Linked DNA regions of Mus musculus: region 1 is linked to region 2. Evidence: chromatin loops called from intact Hi-C (ENCODE). Cell type or tissue: left cerebral cortex. All regions are shown on one strand.

Region 1 (2,500 bases), 210 kb before region 2:
GAAGCAGGTACCTCTCCCAACAGAAAATTGCCTCTGCTGCCCATCTCTGAGTGAGCAATAGCTTGGAGAAGAAAGAGGAAATGAAAGGGTACAGCCTACATGCCTGCCCGAGTTGTCTCTTCTGCTTTCTCTGCATGAAATGAACTACAAAAAAAATGGCCCTCTGACCTAAGACCAGGGCCCTTATAGGGAAGATTATTCTGGTCTGTGGTACCTAAGCCTTTTCCTCTCTGTACCTTAAAGTCTCCATTCCAGAAGGTCAAGGCAACCCCCAGACAGATCTTTTCCTGACCACCGCTTGTTCATTTTGTTCCACTGAATCTTGCTGTCTGCTTGGAAAATTTCACTCACAAGCGTCAGCCGTTCTGTGCCAGTGCAATCCGAAGCCACCCTTTCTCTTAGCTTTGCCTGCCTCCTCCCTTGGGCTATCCACAGGGAACCAACCCCTAAGCACCAGCATGCTGTCCTGGGGACTGGGGAGCAGCTACAGGCAGAAGCAAAGGCCGTTGTGGCATTGACAGCTACCTGTGTCAAGGGACAGAAAGACAGGACTCAGGGCTGTCTGGGCAAACAGAAAGAAGTCACTTCATCCCCCTGGGAGCAGAAGATACCAGGAGGCTGCTGCCTTGGCAGACAGAGAGAAGCCATTCGCTTGAGTCATCAGCCAGAGGGTTCAGCGTTATGGTTTTAGAAACATACACACAAGACTGGGTATTTTTCCACTTCTAAACTGTGAACTGTATGAACTCTTAAAAACATTCACCAACATGCTGTCCTATACAACTTACTCACCAGTCTTCAAGCAGGCTTGGTGTGCATGTGCTTACACACACACACACACACACACACACACACACACACACCCATTGTAGAGGTCCAATCAAAGGTAACTAAAATCAAGACCTAGTTCCTAGAAAGAACAAGTATGTAGCAGATAGGTATCTTGAAAATATCTTGGGGAAATTTGAAAACTAGGAAGTTGTGAACATACATTTCTTAGGCCACCTCACAAGTAAGTCTACGTAGATTCAGAACAAAACTACCTCATTCCTGTCAAAGTGAAGCCCATTGAGGAACAATCTCTCCGGGCAGAGTCCCTCCGTGGAAGTCCTGAACATTTTAAAGCCTCACTTCCATGTTTTCTTAAACAAAACCAACAAACGTTGAGGAGAGTCATTTTTTGTTCTTGATGATTTAGGATGGTAATTCTAGACTTCACTCCTTCGTGCACGATGAAGGCCGATCAATGTCCTCTTTGGATCTGATTGGCTCTTGAGGATGGATGCACTTGAATGCAGTACCGGCAAAGCCCAGAAGAGGGCGCCAGATTCCCCTGAAGCCACAGCTAACAAGCAGTTGTGAGCTTTTGAATGGCTGTGCTGTGAACTGGGCTCGCCGCAGAGCCATCTCCTCAGTCTACATTTGAATTTTTGTTGAGCTTTTAAACATCTTAAGTCCCCCAAACCATGATAACAAGTACTTTGCTGTGTCTAGTTTGTGTTACCACAGTAAGTTAGCAAGCTCGTTAAATGCCTCTGTCATGGGAAACTCGAGACTATTTTCTCCTCGTACTTCTTGCTTTCAATTCTTATGAGTATCCTTCCTCATACAGCCTCCCTCTTCTGACTTGCCTTTATTTTTCATATGTATCAATTTTGCCGTAGAAGATCTTTGCTGTCTATGCCAAAGATTAGGTCCTGGGGTTCAAGATTTCAACCCTAAGTCCGTGTAAATTCAAGGCTACCATTTCTTACTTGCTTCGTTCAGCCAAGGCCACGACAGAGTAAGGACTGCCTGGAGATTGACTCTCACCCCGACTGAGCGTAACACAGCACCCATAGTTCTCAGCGTTGGTTTAGACTCCTGTTTCTTCTGATCCTCTCAGTCCCCTACATTCTGGATATGGGTATGGGCCTCTTGCCAACTGTCCTAGCTAAACAAAATGTGCTTGTGTTTACTTACCACAGAGGGTCCCTCTAAATCTTAGAAGATCCTGGGTTGATAAATTAACCATGAGGCTAAGCAGGGGCAAGAAACCAGACCTCAGTAAGCTGGTCCCTTCATGACGAGCAGTCAGCGCTTCCCTGTGCTCAGCAAACAGCCAACATTCCCAGCAACCAAACATAGCTCTTCCACCCGTATGAAGTCTCCCTGAGCTCCCGTGGCATGGGCTGTACCTCCTTCTCTACCCATGTTTCCCCAGGGTTTGTCTCCTTGCCCTTTATTGGCTCCTGCTCCAAGCCACCTCAATCACACTGTCTGTTCCAGTGTGATGATCTCACGCTCTCCAATGGCACAGACCCCATACCCAGACTATGAACTGCAGAAACGAGCCTGCGAGAGAACTCAGCAGGTGTGTGCACATACTTCTTTTATTGATGTCTTGTCACCGATTGCACCAAGGCATCCGTGATATGAACTGTGGTATAAATTGTGTTGGAAAGTGGGCAGGTCAGGGTTTCCCCATTCTTCCATCTGAGATTACAAAGGAAGGACAAAG
Region 2 (2,500 bases):
TAGGAACACCTTGAATCTTCTATCCATAAGGAAGGATGTCAAAGCCAGACACACTACCCAGGCCCACTGGAATGGCCTTCTGAGTTAAAACTCAGCCAGCCCAGAGAACAGGATTTGGAGCTGATGGTTTAAACATCAGACCCCAGCCACACCCCTTTTCCTCCCAGGCACCTTGGCCAGGTTTTCACTCTCACCAGCCTCTGCTCCTCAAGAGAAGTAAGGACCCCAGGAAAAGGCTCAGACACACAAGTTCATTACATGGTAGCTGGTACATGGATATTATTTCAGTGCTGTATTTCCCACACTCCCAACAGGTGCATATTTATTTACAACCTGAATACCAATGCATTAAAATACCTTTTGATTATCAACTACTATCTTCATCACTTTTCTCAACTCCAGTGACTTTTCAATATAGATAGACAGATAGCCAATAATTTAATCTTTGGTTGGCTTTGGTTCTTTCTTTCTTTCTTTCTCTTTCTTTCTTTCTTTCTCTCTTTCTTTCTCTTTCTCTTTCTCTCTTTCTTTCTTTCTTTCTTTTTTTCTCTCTCTCTCTCTCTTTCTTTCTTTCTTTCTTTCTTTCTTTCTTTCTTTCTCTAAGGAAAACTAGTAAAGAAATTTAGAGTCCGTTTTCAGTTGGTTTGGTTTTAGTACCAGAGTCAGAACTAGTTCCTTGTGAATATTCTCCAAATGCTCTCTCACTGATCAATATCTGCAGCTGTTCCCTTTATACTTTAAAAGTGCCCCCTCGGATCTTACTAAATCTATGAATAAGTACACATCGCCTTTTAAAATTATAACCAGTTAAGTGTGAGGAAGAGAAGGGTCGGTGGGGATGTGGAAGGGTGGGGCTGTAGCTGAGCCGGTACAGTGCTTGTCTAACAAGCATGAATCCCCGGATGTATCCCACATAAAGTATGCATGCTTATAATCCCAGCTCCAGTGCTGGAGGAGAAGGACCAGACACTGGAGATCATCTTTGCTTACATAGGGTTCAAGGCAAGCCTGAGAGACATAAGACCCTGGTCTCAAAACCAAACCCCCTCCCCCCAAAAAATAGAGGAGAGAGAAGGGAAATAGAGAAAAGTGAAGAAAACAAAATCCATCAGGAGGGGTTTGCCCTGGAACAGAGGCTGGGTATAAAGTTTGGGGAAGGGGGACAAGGGACAGGGCTTCCAAGACACCCAAGGAAATCAGTGTATGCAGTGGAGGGAGGGGTGTAGGGACAAGAGCGTTGCTCATTGAATAAAGAAGCTGTGAAAGGAGAGACAGAGATAAGCCTTTCCCACCCAGGACCTCGGACCAGTCCTTCTGCCTCAGGTTCCTGCCTCTTCCCTGGGGAACTCAGCCAGGCCACAGGCACTTCGAGGGGGGACAGCGCCACCTTGTGGGCTATTTGTTCCCGGTTGAGAAGCCCTCAATGAGGTCTTTTGCTTTTTACTACCTTGAACACACATTTTTTTTTATCAAAAGAGAAAATACAGGACGTCTGAAGTATTTTTTTGCTTTAAACTTTGGGGGTCGAGATCAAACACGATTAAGATAAAGCCTGCAGATTTTCCTCGCGGACACTATTCATCTGCAAGTATCTGACTGTTTCCAAATGCCCACCTTGGTGACCCTACCTCACAACCTTCAAAGGACAGCAGGGAAGCTGGCAGAAACCTTGAGGGTCAAGTGCAGTCAACTGACTCTGCTTGGGTTCTGTGCTCAGCCTTGTATGGAAGAGCTGAATCAGCAGGATTTTTGCAAAGGTTGATGGTAGGAGGGATGGGGGGGCAGTCAATTCCCCTTTGACTTCTGGTATGTATAAGACAAGTCCTGGAAGTTTCCTTTGATAAATATCATTATACACAAAGAGTTCTGCATAAGAATGTACTTTATGACTTAAGTTATAACTCTGCAGTCCTGCCAACAGCCTACCAGGCCAGTGGGGGGAGTGGTATACAGCCACTAAAAATAGCACCGTTAAGAGTCACTTTGAACCTATTTCCTAAAAGAACTATTGGAAAATATCAGCAAAATACATTGCATGCCATCCCAAAGAATCAATTCAAATCCTATATTTTATAAATCACTGCAATTCTAGCTAAATACTGCTATTCCGGTTTTTTTTTTTTTCTGCTTTCTGTGGGTGTCATAATTTTCTACACTGAGTATGTACTACTTCTTAAATCAGAGGGGGCACATTTTATAAGTTTCGATGCCAGCCAACCTTCCCTTCCATTCTTACCCGTGTCTCACAGGCCCAGTGAGGAAGATATTTTTAGCAGAGACAAGAAACATAGGGTATTTAGATGTTAGGTGAGAGAAAGAGACTCCTCAAGTACATTAGTTTGTGATGCCAGTTTCTAAGCGAGGCTATCAACCACAGTGATATTCCTCCTGCAGAGGGCAGGGCATAGGAGGCTGGTCTTGTTGGTTTATTTGGGGGGTCGGTGTTGTTAGGGGGTGTTTTACTTTTCCTTGTGCTGAGATTGAACAGTGAGTATTAACA

Evidence for each region. Peaks named below come from ENCODE experiments on the same cell type or tissue, not always from the same donor. Only the 100,000 strongest peaks of a DNase experiment are listed, where the experiment ranks them.
Region 1: it touches region 2 in a loop (2.3-fold over the local background); 6 of 42 quality-filtered maps call a loop at or near these places.

What each region holds. Positions count from the first base shown.
Region 1 is chr1:62,721,413-62,723,912 of GRCm38, forward strand. All of the region lies in intron 2 of Nrp2 (neuropilin 2), which reads left to right. Among named protein-coding and RNA genes, the nearest start is that of Gm29083, 4.5 kb to the left of the region's middle. In left cerebral cortex, a CTCF peak has its summit at 1,312 (motif pointing right); no DNase peak of the experiment used is centred here; H3K27ac peaks cover 306 bases.
Region 2 is chr1:62,928,326-62,930,825 of GRCm38, forward strand. All of the region lies in intron 3 of Gm35252 (a long non-coding RNA gene), which reads right to left. Among named protein-coding and RNA genes, the nearest start is that of Gm35252, 27 kb to the right of the region's middle. In left cerebral cortex, a CTCF peak has its summit at 1,396 (motif pointing left); a DNase peak (open chromatin) is centred at 1,385.